2 separate regions of the Homo sapiens genome follow, and region 2 is linked to region 1. Evidence: read pairs that join two places in POLR2A ChIA-PET (ENCODE). Cell type or tissue: GM12878. All regions are shown on one strand. Each heading gives the region's core, and the rest is flanking DNA. Links, peaks and the distances in the headings are about the cores only.

Evidence for each region. ChIA-PET counts read pairs that join two places held together with the same protein. Peaks named below come from ENCODE experiments on the same cell type or tissue, not always from the same donor. Only the 100,000 strongest peaks of a DNase experiment are listed, where the experiment ranks them.
Region 2: POLR2A ChIA-PET joins it to region 1 with 8 read pairs; 2 of 35 experiments call an interaction of 5 or more read pairs at or near these places.

What each region holds. Positions count from the first base shown.
Region 1 is chr10:700,292-709,731 of GRCh38, forward strand. No RefSeq gene overlaps it. Among named protein-coding and RNA genes, the nearest start is that of DIP2C, 15 kb to the left of the region's middle. RefSeq lists enhancers at 1-171, 172-672. In GM12878, for the core only: no CTCF peak of the experiment used is centred there; no DNase peak of the experiment used is centred there; H3K27me3 peaks cover 185 bases.
Region 2 is chr10:817,908-827,347 of GRCh38, forward strand. LARP4B (La ribonucleoprotein 4B) reads right to left here. Exons shown (of 18, transcript NM_015155.3): 12 at 7,857-7,963; 13 at 7,158-7,409; 14 at 2,893-2,938. Among named protein-coding and RNA genes, the nearest start is that of LARP4B, 110 kb to the right of the region's middle. In GM12878, for the core only: no CTCF peak of the experiment used is centred there; a DNase peak (open chromatin) is centred at 5,284; H3K27ac peaks cover 541 bases.

The DNA.
Region 1 (9,440 bases), core at 3,129-7,128:
GTGTGCACCTGTGTGTGCTGTGTGTGCATGCATGTGTGTGCACTGTGTGGTGTGTGTGCATGAGCATGCACTGTGTGTGGTGTGTGTGCATGCATGAGCGTGCAACTGTGTGTGGTGTGTGTGCATGCATGAGTGTGCACCTGTGTGTGCTGTGTGTGCATGCATGCGTGTGCACTGTGTGGTGTGTGTGCATGAGCATGCACTGTGTGTGGTGTGTGTGCATGCATGAGCGTGCAACTGTGTGGTGTGTGTGCATGCATGAGCGTGCACCTGTGTGTGGTATGTGTGCATGCATGAGCGTGCACTGTGTGTGGTGTGTGTGCATGCATGAGTGTGCACTTGTGTGTGCTGTGTGTGCATGCCTGTGCCTGCACTGTGTGTGGGTATGTGCATGAGCATGCACTGTGTGTGGTGTGTGTGCAGGCATCGGCGTGCACCTGTGCGTGGTGTGTGTGCACGCATAAGCATGCACCTGTGTGTGTATGTAAAGAAAGGCTAGGAATGAACAGAGCTCCCTCCACACGGAAGAAAATATGACGCATGGGAAGATGTCTTCCCTGCAAAAGTAAAATAATTAAAAACTGGAATTGACATATTAACGGATGTGATTAGCCTGGCTGAAAATTGTGTGAGAGCCTCTTTTAAGGAATGGGGAAAATTACAAATGGCTACACAGAAACTAATCTAATAGGACAAATAAGGCAATTAACTTTAGGAAAAACAAAAAGAAAGGATCCATGGTGATAGCAGATGCTAAGCTCTGGATAACCCTTGCTTGTAATGTGATGACGTGGTTTGACTTGGGGATAGCATTTTGCTATTTGTTTTCGGTATTTTGTTTTTCTGTTCCTCCTTTCCTGACTTCTTTTGGACTAGTCAAAATTTTTTAGTATCTCATTTTAACTCCCTTTTTCTTACATGTCCTTGCACTGCTTTCTGTATTGTTGTCATATATATTATATATTCGTACATTATAAACCTCACAAAGCAGTGAGATACTATTTGGGTTACCAGTAATATGACTTTTGAAAAATTAGAAGAAAAAATGTAAAGTATGAAGTCTTTTCTATTTACCATTCTAGAGGCTGTTCATCCATTCCTATAGATCTGAATTTCTATCTAGGGTCATGAAGAACTTCCTTTAGAATTCTTGTAATACAATTATGCTTGGAGCGAAATATCTTTACTGCATCTTCAATTTTAAATGATATTTTCACAGGATTTAGAATTCTGGGTTGACAGCTGCTTCTTTCTGCTCTTTAAAATCTTATCCCATTGTATTCTGGCCTCCGTTGTTTTTGAAAAAATCAACCCTAATTCGTGTTATCATCCACTTGGATAGAATTGTCATCTCTCTCTGGCTGCTTTCAAGACCTTCTCTTTCCCTTTGGTTTCAACAGTTTCACCCTCATGTGCCTCGGTGCTGTTTTCTTCATATTTATCCTGCGTAGGGTTTGCTGGGCTTCTGTGATCTGTGGGTTCTTGTCTTTCAAAGCTTCACATAATTCTCAGCTCTTCTTCCAACATATTTTCTCTACTCCTTTCTTTCTTTTCCTTCCAAACTTCTCTCACACTTGTGTTGGAGAGATAGATATTGTCCTAAAGATTATGAGACTCTGTTCATGTTCTATTTTAATAATTTTTCTGTTCTGCAGATTAAATAGTTCATTGACCCTTTCTTCTAACATTTGCAACCCTCTGTTAAACTTGTCCTGTTAATTTTTTATTTTATATATTGTGCTTTTCAGTTTTCTAATTTCCCCTCTTTTTGTAGTTTAGAATTCTCTACTGAGATTCCCCATTTGCTCACTCACTCCAGTAGCCGTGACAAAGATGTGAATTTGTCATAGTTTCTGGAGAGGGCTGCTTGCTAATTCCAACATCTAGGTTATCTAGGGACCAGTTTCCTTCAACTGCATATTCTCTTGACGATGGCTTATATTTCCTCATTTATTTGCACATCTAATTTTTCAAATTTTTTAATTCTTTATTTTTATGGGTACATAGTATGTGTATACATTTATGGGGTACATGAAATATTTTGATACAGGCATGCAATGTGAAATAATCACATTGAGGTAAATGGGGTGTCCATTGCCTAAAACATTTTTTATTTCTTTGTGTTATGAACATTCCAACTATACTTTGTAAGTTTGTTGTTTTTTTGTTTTTTGAGATGGAGTTTTGCTCTTGTCACTCAGGCTGGAGTGCTATGGTGCGGTCTTGGCTCACTGCAACCTCCACCTCCCGGGTTCAAGCGATCCTCCTGTCTCAGCCTCCCAGTAGCTGGGATTACAGGCGCCCACCATCACGCCTGGGCTAATTTTTGTATTTTTAGTAGAGATGGGGTTTCACCATGTTGGCCAGGCTGGTCTTGAACTTCTGACCTCAGGAGATCCACCTGCCTCAGCCTCCCAAAGTGCTAGGATTACAGGCATGAGCCACCATACCCATTTCTAAGTTATTTTAAACGTGCTAAATTATTGTTGACTGCAGTCAGTCTACTATCAATTACTATATTTTATTCATTCGAACTGTATTTTGTACCCATTAACCATCTCCACTTTCTCCTGCACTCGTCACTATTCTTCTCAGCCTCTGATAACCACTATTCTACTCTCCATCTTCATGAGTTTGATTAATTTTTAGCTCCCATAAATGAGTAAGAACATGCAAAGTCTGTCTTTCTGTGCCTGGCTTATTTCACTTAGCATGATATCCTCCAGTTCCTTCCATGTTGTTGCAAATGATAGGATCTCATTCTTTTTGTGGATGGATAGTACTCATTGTATACACGTACCACATTCTCTTTATCCATTCATCTGTTGATGGACATAGGCTACTTCCAAGTCTTAGCTATTTTGAATAGTGCAGTTATAAAGTGGGAGTGCAGATATCTCTTCTATGTACTGATTTCCTCTCTTTGGGGTATATATCTAGCAGTGGGATTGCTGGATCATACGATAGTTGTATTTTTAGTTTTTTTGAGGAACCTCCATACTGTTAGCCATATCTAGTAATTTTTTGTTGTATGCTGCACATTGTGTACAATATGTTGTAGACAGAGAAGCTCATGTCTTCTTTCTTTACAGGGTGTTGTGTTTGTTCTGGCAGACAGTGGAATTAGTGGTACTTACTTTTGGTCTTCTCAGCCTTAGGTCTATTCTTTGCTAGAGTGGGTCTGTTTTGGTTTAGAAAGTATTTTTATGATATGATCCTTACTCTAGAGTGTGGGACTTACACTTAAAGTTTGGCCTTTCTGGGAACTCAACTCCATTCCAAAGTTCTCAGTGAGGTTTCTCCACTGCTGAGGCTGGTACTCCAGTGTCTCCCAAAACTGCCTGCTTCCTTTGTCACCACTAGCTCATGGCCTGCAGTAGGCAATACCTGCTAAGCCCCACAGAGTCCTGCCCTTCACCTGTCAGCCCAGACTCGAGCTGAGGGACCATGCTGAAGCCCCATGCATGTTTCTGGGGGCTTCTATCTGTGTGTTTCCCCTTCTCAGAAACCCCACCAAACAAATCCAACCGCTTCAAAAACTTGAACTTCAGTCTCTTCCTTCTCAGCTCCAGGAGATCACCATCCTGCTTGACTCTACCTCCCTCCCCTGCAGCAGGAGAGCACCCAGGCAGAAAGCCAGAGCAGTGGCAGGCAACAAGGGCTCATCTCGTAAGTTTCTCTTCCCCTGTGATGCCCATTTTTCTTGTTTTTTTTTTTTTTGTTGTTGTTGTTTGTTTGTTTGCTTTTATTTGAGACAGAGTGTTGCTCTGTCCCCCAGGCTGGAGTGCAGTGGTGCAATGTTGGCTCACTGCAACCTCCACCTCCCAGGTTCAAGCGATTCTCCTGCCTCAGCCTCCTGGGTGGCTGAGACTACAGGCATGTGCCACCACGCTAGGCTAGTTTTTATATTTTCAGTAGAGACAGAGTTTCACCATGTTGGTCAGGCTGGTCTCAAACTCCTGACCTTGTGATCCACCCAACTCAGCCTCTCAAAGTTCTGGGATTACAGGCATGAGCCACTGCATCCAGTCTTGCCTTTAAAAAAAATAAATAAAGTGGGCGAGCTCATGGTCGAGATGCCCAACCAGATGACACTCCCAACACACACTTTTCAAAGCCTAAAATGCCTCGTCTCCTGTGCTGCCCATGCTGTAGTTGTTTCCAGTGGACAAGTCTGTGTCATGGCTGGCAGTAGAAGTCTGTGAAAAATATTTTCATGTGCATATAATGTAAACACAAGTCCAGATTGGAGGAAAAGGATAAGTATTTCTGGAGGGATGTCTCCAACAAAAATAATGAAACTGATAGAATTGGCATATTGAGAGGAGATGGAGGTTGAATTATTTTGGGGATAAATGATATTTACATAGTCATAATAATGTAAATTCTGAGAATTGACATAAACAAAAACCAAAATATTTAGGGAGGAACAGGATAGGAAATGTTTGTGTGTGAGCATAGAGAGCAAGAGGAAAATTAGAAAGCCAAGTCCGACTGGGCCAGGCGAGGTGGCTCATACCTGTAATCCCAGCACTTTGGAAGGCTGAGGTGGATGGATCACTTGAGCTCAGGAGTTCAATACCAGCCTGGGCAACATAGTGAGACCCCGTTTCAAAAAAAAAAAAAAAAGACAGCCAAGTCCTCATCTGGGGGATGTAGACTGTCAATAAGTAGTATCTAAAATTTAAAAATAAAGACCTAGCACTATGAGCTTACTATTTAGAAATACGAAGTGAAGCCAGGTGCGGTGGCTCACGCCTGTAATCCCAGCACTTTGGGAAGCCAAGGCAGGTGGATCACGAGGTCAGGAGATCAAGACCATCCTGGCTAACACGGTGAAACCCCGCCTCTACTAAAAATACAAAAAATTAGCCAGGCATGGTGGTGGGTGCCTGTAGTTCCAGCTACTTGGGGGGCTGAGGCAGGAGAATGGTGTGAACCTGGGAGGCAGAGCTTGCAGTGAGCGGAGATCGCACCACTGCACTCCAGCCCAGGCGACAGAGTGAGACTCTGTCTCAAAAAAAAAAAAAAAAAAAGAAAAGAAAAAGAAAAAAGAAATGTGAAGTGAACACCAAAGGAAACATCAGAAAAGCACAGTGTACTTGCCCGTAGGAAATGGAATCAGTCTGGAAATTGCTTCATTGGAAGTCTAATTATGCAGGTACACAATTTTTATGGGGAAAAATAACATATGCAGAGATGTGCATAAATACTTTGATATTTAACAAATAAGTAGAAATCCAACTAATTCTCAACCAGGTTCTAAAATTGATTTTCATTTCTTTTGCAAAATATATAGAAATGTGAATAAATGTTACAGGTAGCACTTAAATGATTGAAAATCCAACTAACCATGAGCCAAGTCAAGACATTGAACATGATTGTCATCCTAAAAGTCCTTCATGCATCACTTCCTGACTGCAATTCCCTCATTCCTACCAAGACAGACCATTCTCCTGACTTGCACAGTGATACTTTTCTTTACCACCATTGCATGCATCCCTGTAAAATATGGTTTAATTTTGCTTACTTTTGAACTTTGTATAATGTTGATATATTTTTTTCCACTCTCCTTTAGGTTGGTAGATTCATCCATGCTGTTTCACGTAGCCTACCTTTTTTTCCTCTAACTAAATATTTTTTGAATGAATATATTAGAGTGTATTGATTCATTCTATCATTCTACTGTTGATGGACATTTGGGCTGTTTCCAGATTTGGCTATTATAGGACAAATATACTATAATTTCATAAGTAGTATAATATATGTGGTTACATACTATCATATATATGATACGCTGGTGAACATAAATGCACTTTTCCCCCAGAACTCTGAATTGCTTTCTATGCCAGAAGTTGCCAAGCATTTATGAGCTCTCTATTCTGTTCCACGTATCTATCTTTTCATTCCTGAACCAATACTACATGGTATTAATGCAGCCAATAACATCCACAAAACTGATAGCAGAAGATCTCTTGTGCCTTCCTTCCCCACCTCCCTTCTTCTCCTTCTCCAATGCCTTGGCTCTTCCTGTGCCTGGAATTTTTGCATATTTTGAATTACCTTGTCATGTGTACCTCCCTCACCCCAAATACCTCCTGGGATCTGAGTGGGATTGAACTGAATCTAGAAATCAACTGAAAGATTAACCACCTCTCTGCATTTTGATTCTCCACAACACGGCACATCTCTGCATTTGTTTAGGTTTTCAGCAATGTCTTTCAGTCTTTCAGTAAAGTTTTATAATTTTTCTCATAAAAGTTTTTCACACTATTCTTTTTTATCTATTATAATTGCTATTGGTGATGCTATTGGTGATTTTTAAATGGTATATTTTTAAATGACATTTTCTATTTGTTGCTTTTATATAGAATACAATTGAATTTTTATACTGATATTGTTTTTGGTAACCCCCCATAAACGTTCTTACTAATTCCAATAGTTTATCTGTAAAATATTTTTTAATGTACTACAGATAAAATTGTTTTATCTACAAAAAATGGTGGCTTAGTTTTTTCCTTTCCTCAGCATTGCCCAGGTGAGGCCTCTCTGCAGCGGTTCACCCCTGAATTTCTGCTTGCCATTGCCCCAGTACAGGCTCTCTGCGGTGGCTCTGCTCCTGTGACAAGTCCCTGCCTGGGGCCGCAGGCTGTCCATGACATCTCTTGAAATCTAGGTGGAGGCTGCCCCACAGCTCTAGCATTCTTCTTGCCTAAAAATTGGCACCACATGGATGCCACCAAGGTTTATAGCTTGTACTTTCCAGAGCCATGGCTGCAGCCACAGCTGCGGTGACTGAGCACTGCACTGGTTGTGGGTTCCCTGGAGCTCCCGGTCAGTGATGGGGGCAGCCTTGAAGATCTTGGAGGTGCCTTCAGGGTCATTCTCCCTGTCCTGATGATTCCTTCTCTCCCCAGTCATCTCCTCAGTGAACAGTCACTTGGCCACACCCTTGGTTTGCTCTCCCAAACTCACCTTTTTATTCTTTACATGGTCAGGCTGAAAAACTTCAAAATCCTTCCATTTTGCTTCTCTTTTAATTATGAATTCCATCTTTAAGTCATTTATCTCATATCTGACTGTATGTGATTTAAAGTAGCCACACAAATTCTTCATTATTTTGCATAGACATTTCTTCTGCCAAATATCCTAGTTCACTGCTCTTATAGTCCACCTCCCCATAAAGCCTGAGGCATGGATATAATTCAGATAAGTTCTTTGAATCTTTATAACAAGGATGGCCTTTCCTCTAGTTTCCAAACCTTGTTCCTCATTTCTGCCTGACACCTTATCAGAATGTCCTGTCCATATCTCCACCAACATTCTAGTCACAACCACTTAAGGAATCTCTGGGAAGTTTCAGGCTTTCCCCACTCCTTTTCTTCTGAGCCCTCACCAGAATTGCCCTTCACACCCCATTCATAGCAATCCAGGCTTTTTCTAACACATACCTCCAAATCCTTCCAGCCTCTACCCATTTCCCAGTCCAAAGCCACTTCCACATTTTCAGGTATTTGTTATAGCAACGATCTGATTTCTCACTACTAGTTTTCTGTCTTAGTCTGCTAGAATAGAATTCAACTCTGTGAGTTGAATGCACACATCACAAAGAAGTTTCTCAGAATCCTTCTGTGTAGTTTTTATGTGAAGATATTTCCTTTTCCATGTTAGAATAGAATACCATAGACTGGATCATTTATAATGAACAGAAATTTATTTGGCTCACAGTTCTGGAGGCTGGGAATTCCTACATCAAGGTGCTGGTGTCTGGTGAGGGCCTTTGTACTGTGTCATCTCAGGGCAGAGAATGCAAGAGAGCAAGAGAAGGGTTATAACTAACCCACTCCTGCAATAATGGCATTTATCCATTCATGAGGGCAGAGCCCTCGTAACCCCATCACCTCCCCATACTGTTGCATGGGGGGTTAAGTTTCTAACACATGAACCTTGGGGGACACACTCAAACCACAGCACTTGTCAAAGATATCTTGAGAGGTGATGAAGTAAAGGATAGGTCTCTGCATCCCAATATTCTCCCAACGTAAAAGCCACAGTCAGGCTGATAAATGAACTCCAAATAATCAGATTTCTGAAATCTATGCCAGGGTCTTTGAAAGCCAAGTCAGCCGCAAGAACAAGAATTTTCCCCACTGATACTTAAGCCAAAAATTGACCAAAAAATTAGAAAGGAATGAAGAGAGAAAAAGAAAAGAAAAGAAGGAAAAATCCACATATATAAAACAACAACAGGAACCAGGGCATGGTTGGAATTCTGCAGCTCTCACTCTAAAACTGCAATGAGTGAGCTGTGCCAGTTTGACTTGACTATTCATGAACTTCAGAATAATGGGGCATGTATTTTATTCAATTGATTTTTATTTTGATTTCATGATATTATTCTGGGGCTTACTATATTACTATATTTAAAAGTTTTTACATTCATGTTCATAAGTGAAATTGGCCTGAAATATTCCTTATTTATTTGTCCTTGGTATCAAGGTTTGTTATATCTTAAAATAAGTTCCAAAATGTTCCTTCTTTGTCTGTTGTCTGGAAGAGTTTGTGTAAGAATGGAGTTGTTTTTTCCTTGAGTGTTTGGAATAACTACCTTGTGAGGCAGCAGGGCCTGGAGTTTTAAGGAAAGAAATGTACTACTGATGTAAGGATTTGAAGGTTTTTCGTCTATTGTAGTCTTCCATTTCCTCTTTTTTTTTGAATTATTATTATACTTTAAGTTTTGGGGTACATGTGCACAACGTGCAGGTTTGTTACATATGTATACATGTGCCATGTTTGTGTGCTGCACCCATTAACTCGTCATTTAGCGATGAGTTCATGTCCTTTGTAGGGACATGGATGAAGCTGGAAACTATCATTCTCAGCAAACTATCACAAGGAAAAAAAACCATTTCCTCTTAAGTCAGTCTTGGTATACTTCCCTAAACATTTCCCCATTTCATCTATTTTTTTCCAATTCATTGGCCTAAAGTTGTTAGTAATGCCTTATTTCTATGACGTTTGTGTGTGGCAGCTATAGTGATAGTCCCTGTTTTATTCCAGTATTGGTATTTGTACCTTCTCTTTATTTTGGTAAATATCACAAGGTTTTGTCCATTTTATTCGTGTTATTGAAGAATAAACTTTTATATATCTCAATCCTTCCTATTGTATATTCGTTTTCGTTTCCTTTGATTACTGATCCTATCTTTATTATTAATTTTTTTCCTTTTTTGGATAATTTTGCATTTGCTTTTTTAAACTTCTTTGATGGATATTAAACTTCTTTTCAGCATTTCTTCTTTTCTAATATATGAATATGAAGCTTTTTCTTCTAGTTTAAGCTTTGGCTTCAGTCACAGTTTTAATATGTAGCATTTTCATTATTCAATTCAAAATTCAGTTTTCATTATAATTAATTATATAGCATGATTTATTTATTA
Region 2 (9,440 bases), core at 3,297-7,296, 120 kb after region 1:
CCAGGGTCACGGTATGGAGAGAGAAGGCCAAGCAGCTTCTCGTTTCCACACCTGTCTGGAAAATATCTGTAGAAACAAGCAGATCATTCAACCCAGACAAGGGCTTCCTCACTCAATTGAAGGTTCTCCCAAGCAACTTCAACCATCTAGAGCAGAGCTGTAAAACTGAAATCTCAAGGATGCTGCTGCCCAAGAGATGTGTCACAAAGGACACAGTGAGGCTAAGGTGACATCCAAAGAGCTATCCACCCATGGCTGCCAGCACTCACGAACAGCAGGGGCAGCTGAAGGCAAGGGAGACACTCTGGAGTGACTCCAGCCCACCAGATGGAAAGCAGGGCAGCCTGAGTCTAGACATTAAACTTTCTCACTTTCAGACAAGTGTTGTGTTACTACAGCATAGTTTTTAATGTGAGTCACAAGATAATTGTAAAAAACAAAATATGACACTCTCTCCACAACCTGTGTAAGAAATTTTACACACGTGCATCAAAAAAGTGGTTTAACAAAAGGGAAGGGGGCTCGAATTCTCTGAAAATAAACTTAATGAAAGTTTATATTTTTAAATAATTAAAAACACAGGATTTGACAACAAATTCTAATCAGATTCTTTGACTTCCAAGAAAGCAAACTCAGTATAATAAGAAGTGAGTGTACTTTGTAAGCCCAAATCTCAGAAGAAAGGCAGTAATACCTTTTATTGGAAAATGATCTATCAACCCGCTTTAACAAGCTGGCAGTCATTTTGCGAGTACGCAGTTCCTCGGCTGAAGGACACATGGCACAGAAAGGGGAAATGAGTTTGCATTTAGTTTAGAAATGAATTTATATTAACTAAAGAATACAACTATTTTTAGCTGAAACAATGAGCTACTCTGACCAGGAAGCAAAGATCTCATGGGATCCACCTAACTGGAAAGTGCCAATGTTTCTCCAAAGTTTATACACAGGAAGGTGAATCCCTGCATCAGTAGATTCTAGAGAAAATATGTCAGAAGTGAAAGCAGGTCAAAGGATGAAAATGAATTCAGGCTGACACAAACCCCAGTCCAGTCTGTGTTGGGCATTCCGCTTGCTTCTCTGCTCCACGCGACAGGTGCCTAATTTTAGCTTAGCTTTTCCCAGTTAGGTGTCCTTGGCAGTAAGCTTGTTACCTACTGAGCAGCTGGCTGTTGTATGCTCTCTGTAACCTAGTATTGTGAATATGATGCTCAAAATGATCCTGCAAAGCTCTAAGTTACACATGGCCACTATGATGGCAAAGCGGTTTTAAACATCTGCACGTTTCTGAGGTGAACACAGCTTTTCAGAAGATAAGCATTATTAGAGAGACAGCCTTCCCCAAAAATGTATTTAAATCTCAACTTGTAGAAGCAAAAGAGGCAGGCAACAACTGCCCAGATGTGGGAGTTACAAAATGACATCACCCACAGATGGGACTTGACTTGGAAGGCAGTGTTAAAATCCTCTAGGATCTGAGCACCTCTGGGTGAGGTCTGAGTACTGCTCAGGTCCCATGGGCGTGGTTAGGCCCGAGGCTCACACACTTTTACAGAAAAAGCGTCTGGACCTTTCTGAGGTCCTGAGAGCACGTACATAAGACGATGGGCGTATGCTCTGTAATCAATACAACACTGGGCCACAAGCCGAAGCTTCAAAGCAGGTCACAGTCATGAACACATGCATCAGGAATGCAAGGCAAAACAGAACGGAAGAGAAATGGCTGTGGGAAAACATCACGGCAGGCACAACAGTGCCCTGTGTTTAGATGCTTGACTTGTTAGTCCAAATGGTCACAGGAATTCACTAATTCCAATTGCAATTAACTGGTAAAAACTGCCTTACCAACTAGTTAAACAAAAACTAGACTAAGCCGACCTCATGAAAGGCACAATTTCTGAGTTCTAAACAGAGATTGTATCTTTTGTGATGAGAAAGCACCTGTGTGATGGCTTGAGGGGCTGGACCAGGATTTGTCCAGGTCTCCTCCAGCATTCCTTGTATGGAATTCCACATCTGCAAGCCCATGGAGGCATCCCTCCCATCTTCGTGGGTACTGCTAACTGCCACCTTGCTGTCCCACTACTGGTTCGTGGGTACTGCTAACTGCCACCGTGCCATCCCTCCCATCTTCGTGGGTACTGCTAACACTGCCACCGTACCGTCCCACCACTGGTTCATGGGTACTGCTAACTGCCACCGTGCCATCCCTCCCATCTTTGTGGGTACTGCTAACTGCCACCGTGCCATCCCACCACTGGCTGTGGAGAAGTCCATGCCATCCTCCACTAAAGACCAGCACAAACATTTTCCACAGGAGAAACTCTGATTAATCAACCCAAGCAAAAATCACCATGTCTCATGTACTTACCGCCACAAAAACCTATCACTTATGTTTGGGTCTGTCCTGCCAGTAAGTTATAGCAGAAGGAGATAATGCTTTCTACACAGTGGGAGAGTATTCGAAAGTTTTGAAGGAAAAACACCGACAAACAAATTGCTCCGTGGAAGATGCTTACTCTGCTCATTGAAATGAATGGCTCCAGTCATTTCAGACTCTCCGGTACAGCTGCCACACAGAAGAGCTCACGTGCACACCCGTGTGTAGGCTGCAGTGCATGCGACAGCAAGTTCCTGGCCATGCCTGTGCCACAGCACAACACGCCTGTGCACTGTGGAGTCCTGTGCAGCACATCGCTATTTCCAAAACCTCTACAGTTGCTTCCTCCTAGGCCAGCCAGGGTGTCAGTTATTACTTAGTGGATTTCACGTTACAAGTCTTTTGAAATGCTCATTCTTGTGCCTTAACCTTAATCCATTTAATTAAATCTCAGGTTTGGTATAAATTAGATTTAAATGTCTTGTGAAGAGGTATATGCTTTATGTACTCACTGTAAACTTCTCCTCCCTTTTCTTCCGGTAGCCAAAGGAATTCTTCCTAGAGGAGTGGAAAGTGAAAGACTGTTATTTTTTTCCCACTTGGAGAATTTATTATTGAGCACGTTTGCACTCACATAATCAAAGTACACATCAATTCAGTCTTTATCACTTTGAAACCTTTCAAAGATGACTTTCAATTCTAAAATCCCAACTTCAGGAAGCGTAAGCAGAACAACACAAAGTTGACAGCAAGGGACTAACGTGGAAGTCCAGGCAAGTGATAAAGAACAGAAGAAAACACTGACTGAAACCAACTCCCTGGTGCCTCCTTGGGATGTCTGTTAAGACATGAGTACTGAACATCCACTGGGTGGAAATGACAAGACACATAAAATCTGAGACTGAGCTCCATCAATGAGTTGTTTAAAATGGTGGTGAGAATTTTCCCGGCGCAGATTTGCTTTACATCAGATTTAAAAGACCCCAAATACCGCGTCCCATCCCTTCCTCTGCCCTCTCAGCTTCCTCCACTACTGCCTCAATGGCTGACCCCTTCCCACGAAAACCACACAAGGACCTCTGTGCCCCAAAGACTTCCTGCCCTCGCCTCCCAGCCTCAGGAACCACATTCTGGACCTCCCCATGCAGGCAGCAAGGCCACGCCACACACGCAGTTGATAACCACAGGACAGACACTGATTAAGTGGTGACTTCACGTGGAGACCTAGGACTCTAGGATGGCCAAGACATTCCCATTTCCCTGGACAGGTTATGTGGTCTAACAAGTCACATGACACACATTCATCTCAATGGATAATTTAATGGAATGCAAAGACTCCCCCAAGGGCCTTGTATTACATAACCTGGAAAGGAGTTAAGAAATAGTCTTGACTAATTCCTTCATTTACAGAAAACCAAAAACTAGTCTTGCCTAAGATGGCCTAACAGTGGAAAACTCTGTGGAACCTTGGGCCAAACCCTCTAGGGCAAGGACGGCACAAACCTTTAGGATTCTGGAGCAAATCCCTATTATCTCCTACAGAAAACTTTCTGGAAATAGCTCCTGGCTTTCTACTGGTGCCTTGCGGAGACTGCAGGCCAGACTATGGGACATGGATGAGTACTGAGCCACAGGTGGGGCATGAGTCCTGACAACCCAACCTCCTGTAGGAACAGGGGGCTTGGTGCTCCTTGTCCTGGATCCATGCCTGTGGCCTCACAGGGAGAGAGGGTCCTGGGCCTGCATTATGGACAGCCACCCCAGTACACACCTGGCTCAGCACCACTCCCTAATAGGGGGTGCTCCCAAAACCCAGGGAGCTGAACTCCTACTCCGCTGCGCCAGGATTCAGAAGTAGTGGAAAGGTGGGGCTACAATGACCCATGAGCAGAGCTAGGGATGCAACCAGATGAGAGTCTTCAGTGGGACAGGACTCAACTGGCCCTGGGGACCTGGGAGGGGTGTGAGACGGATGGTGTCAGCACCTGCTTGCCCAGAGGCATTGCCCTGAGCGCTGGACAGAGGGACAGCAGCCACATGGGCAGAGGACATCCCGCAGGGCTCGGCACAGGGCATCCCTCCGCCAAGGGCAGCCTGCTCGTCACTACCGGCTGGGACGCAGGGGCACCCATCCCTTGGAACACAGCGGTGTCCAGGACACAGACCTGCCTGCCATGGGGTCCTATCCCAGTCACCATCAGTGGGCCCAGCCAACACTCCCCCACACCCTCACTGGGCTCCACGTAACCCGTGTCAGACCCAGAAGCCCACCTGCAGCCGTAGAACACTGTCAGCTGTCAGTGCCCATCATGCAGAGAGCAGGTTGGCTGAGCCAAGGCTCAGTGACAGGGCCATGGTGGGTTACAGCTCACAAGGGGTAGCAAGGGACCCAGGGTGGTCCCAGCACCATAGAGGAAACATCACTGTGACACCCGCGACTCTGAATGCAGTGGTGTGAAGGCCTGAGACCCTGAAGAGGTGTGCTTCCCCCAGCTGATCCTAACAGTAGCTCCACCAAGGCAGCCACCTGGCGCCTGGGGCTCCTCATGCCATTCAACCCAGCTGGGCCGTGCCCTGCCATGGCCGCCATGCAAGGGTAGGGACATGTGTCTGGACTCTGGTAAGGGGTTCTCCAGGACATCTTAGCACTTTGGTCCAATAGAGAAAGTTAATGGAAACAAAACAAACCCTCCCAAAAAGGGGAGGTGGAGGCATGGCTGCTGTGGATCAGGTTCTCAGGGCAAGCAAGGCCTGGCACACCTCCCTGCAAAACAGCACAAGCTCTTTCTCAAGACAGAGGGAAGGAGGAGGTTACGAAGGTCAGCTCTGGCTTCAGAACCCATCGCAGAAACAGGCTGCAGGAGTTGCATGCGCTTTCCCTGCCCACCACTTCCTAAACCACTCCCTAAACCACTGGTGCGTGCTTCCTAAACCACTCCCTGCCCACCGTGCCCATGCTGGTGTGCGCTTCCTAAACCACTCCCTGCCGCAGTGCTCAGGTCTCAGGTGGGAGGACAGTTGTCCTCCCTTGGTGGGGAGAGAGAGGGTCTCCATTGGTGCAAGATCTGCATCTGTCAGGCAAAAGCATAAACTTGTTACAGTTGCATTTGGAAGTTCAAGTATTGTTGAAGGGTATCCTGGGTAGACCACATTCGTCAGCAAGCTTTGGACTCTCAGCTTCAAAGCCACCTGTATACATTTTGTGAGGTAGCTGGAATTCAACAAGCCCCACTTTCATTTGCCAGGAAACTCCTTGTGACGCTCGTATGAACAAGGCACACTGAAGAGCACAGGAGGCTGAGGCCGGGGGGCCTTGTCCATCTAGTCTGCCTCCTTCCACACCGTGCCCACAATTGATGCCCCTCAGAGGGAGCCACATGGCCTTGATGAGTAGGGCTCTGTCCCAAGTCTGAGCCCCAGCTCTGCAACCCTCCTCCCTCCAAGCGTCTGGGTCTTAAGAACCCCAAACTGAGACCCAGGGCTAGCAACTGCTCCCTGAAGTCACTGACTCTCCATGACACGGTGGGCCCCTTTTGGCTTTGCATCTCCAAGGCCTGTTGAGCCAACCTGATGCCATGTTTCCTGTGAGACACAGGCCAGTGCCAGCTCTCCCAGACCATGGTGCCTTCCAATGCCACTGCACAATCCCTGCAGGAACTCCTATGTGCTCATTGAATCATTATGGGCAGGAATGAGATGCTTCTGATGCCTCTTCATGTTGAATTCTCACTGCACAGAGGGTGTGCACTGTGGCAGGCAGGAAGAGGAGCTTGCACGTCAGGGATGGTGCTGTACACATTGTATATAGAACACCCTGAAAAAGCTCAGGTATTTGAGTCACTTGTTTGTCACTTATGAGAGGAAAATCCTGACGGTCCTTACCAAGGCAAGGACTGAGAAGATCAACTGGCCTTATCAACAATGGGCAGGTGCGGTGGCTCATGCCTGTAATCCCACCACTATGGAAGGCTGAGGCAGGAGGATGGCTCTAGGCCAGGAGTTCAAGACCAGCCTGGGCAACACAGCGAGATCCTGTCTCTACAAAATATTTAAAAACTAGCCAGGCATGGTGGTGTGCATTTGAAGTCCTAGCTTCTCAGCATGCTGAGGCAATAGGATTGCTTGAACCCAGAAGTTCAAGGCTGTAGTGAGCCATGATCATGCCAACGTACCCCAGCCTGGGCAACGGAGTGAGACCCTGTCTTAAAAACAAACAAACAAACAAACAAACAAACAAAAACCTACTACAGGATTGATGCCAAAAAAATGTTAAACAAAACCAAAAATGGTGGGCAGGAAGCACAGCTAAGACCCGTCCTGGCTAGTCTCAACCCTCCAATGAGATGAGACTGCAATGCTGATCTGCCTGGTTACCCGCTCCAGGCTCCACCTGCAGTGCCTGGTGCACACCCAGCTGGAGGGCGCCAGGCCAGCAGCCATGGGGCAGAGCCTGGACACCGCCCTTGCAGAGGGGCCTGGTGAGCCAGGGGTGCTGCCAAGAGGAGACTGCAGGCACATGGGATGGAGTCTATGGCTATTGAGCTCCAGTGTTTCTACAAATAATGATCTAAAACAACTACAGTTCTCACTGAACCATTTCATATTCCAAAAAAGATGAAGCCATTTAAGTCTTAGCAATTATATAAAACCCTTATGTTTATAGCCTTCAGTTAGATTTTCTGTGACATATTTAAAGACAATTACAAAACATATCTAAATTAAATAATTTTTAAAATATTAGTTTATGATGTTACACAGTAACTGCTCAACAACTCACCTTCCCCTCCCTAAACCAGGAGAGGATTCGAGACTGCCTGGCTCCACACGCCCAGGCCCAGCCTCTCTCTTGGCATATGCTGAAGGGTTTTGAATCCGTGTTCTAGTTTGACCTGCTTGCCTTGTTTGTGGACTCCGGACACCATTAATTAATCGATCTGCAGTGAAGTTAAATATTGAAGGACTTTCTAATAACCCAGGTCCCCTCTCTGCACTAGGAATCGCATGCCGCAGATGAGATTTACTAGGATTCCTGTAAATAAAAATGGTTTTATGTGTTGAGTTATAAAATGATCAAGGCATTACATAACATGCATACTGACATGGAATAGCTAAGCTGAAATCTGCTCTCTGTTTAATAAAGTATAAAAATAGGATTTGGAATGGTTAACTCCTAACATATAGGATAATGCAAATCTATTAACAATGTGCCACAATTCTGCTTAGCTGTTTTTCAGTCCAGGCCCAAATTAAAATCAGGCACACCTGATGTGTACAAGTTGCCCCAAAGCCTCCTCTCAGAGAATCTGAGGCGGGCACCCATGCCAGATTGTAGTGCTTAGTCTTTACAGAATGCAGCTGTGTGCTTCAGGTGGCTCTGTCTGCGAGGAGCAGGACTAGTGATCAAAGCTCTCTCATCCCAACTCCGGAAGGGCAGTAGCGTAAAGACCAAAACTGCTAAGACCGCCCCGGAACTTGCCTGCTTCGAGGAGGATACTGTCTGAGAGAAGTCAGAGGAGACGCCGCAGGCTTGAACGCTGGAGACGTAAACCCATTTATAAATCCAGTATTTGGAAATGGAGTTACCTAGATTCATTTGAAAACAGACAAGTAAATAAACCATAAAACAGACTTCAATTTCATTAATACCAACAAATCTGTGGAAACTGAGGGCATTTCTTGATGTTGTCAGAGTCATGACCCATGCTGAGACATGTATTTTACAATTTTATCACCAATGGGTGCTGTTTAGAAGTAGGCTGGAGCTTTTGTGCATCCTTTCAGCCAATCCTTACAACAATCCAGCGAGGAGAACTGACACATGCGGAAGCAGGCACTGAGAGGAAAGACGTGGTCAAGAGCGCATGGGCTCCAACAAGTGTTGTAACCTTTAGCATGTCAGTCTGATACGACCTCCATCACTGGCAGGAAGTCAACAGTTCTTGATTCCTGATGGCTTTAATACAACTCATCAACATTCTCAATCTTAGGAGCACCTGCACACCCACTGCTGCTCACTCGGCTTCATCCAACCACAGCCTGACAGGGCCTTTACCTTTACCCCGACACAAGTCCTGCTCTGCAGATCAGGGTATTTTCAGATCATCATTATTCCCCAAGTCACAAGGTAAGTATGGCATGCAAATATACTAACATAAGATTCAGAAGAAATTAGAAAGGGTCACAGAACCCCTAAAAGATCTTAAGTAGTTAAAAATATTGAGCATAGAATTTTAAGTATCGGCCAACTATTTTTAAAATCTAGACACATACAAAAATAAGATAAAACTTATTGTTAAAACAGTTCCTTTAAAAACAAACAAACAAACAAAACTCAAGACCATTCATTCTAATTCTCTGGCTTCTGGACCCATGGTTTCCAATACGTTCTGCATCACTGATATCTCGCTCCTTATGCTCCTGACACAGGGCACTTAGTTCCTGAGGGCCTTCCAGTCCACACCCTCAATGTCACTAAAGTGACAGAGATACGCATAGAGCCCTCCTTGTTTGGAGGAAGAGAGAAAGGAAAGGAAAAAAGCAAGTAATTCTCCTTAATTAGAGCTAACTGGAAGATATAACAGAAAAAGAATATTATAGCTTAGGACTAAAATAAAATCATACAAAAGGGAAGTTAGAATCTTCAATTTGCTACTTGAGAAACTCTTCACTCTGTAAGAATCGGACTTTTTAAAATACATCACACATGGCCGGGCGCAGTGGCTCATGCCTATAACCCCAGCACTTTGGGAGGCCAAGGGGGGGCGGATCAAAAGGTCAGGAGATCAAGACCATCCTGGCTAACATGGTGAAACCCCGTCTCTACTAAAAATACAAAAAAATTATCCGGGCGTAGTGGCGGGCGCCTGTAGTCCCAGCTACTCAAGAGGCTGAGGCAGGAGAATGGCGTGAACCCGGGAGGCGGAGCTTGCAGTGAGCCAAGATCCGGCCACTGCACTCCAGCCTGGGCGACAGAGAGAGACTCTGTCTCAAAGAAAAAGAAAATACATCACACTTGAAGAGCCATGAATGCAGACCTGGATCTGAGGCTGTAAATCATGGG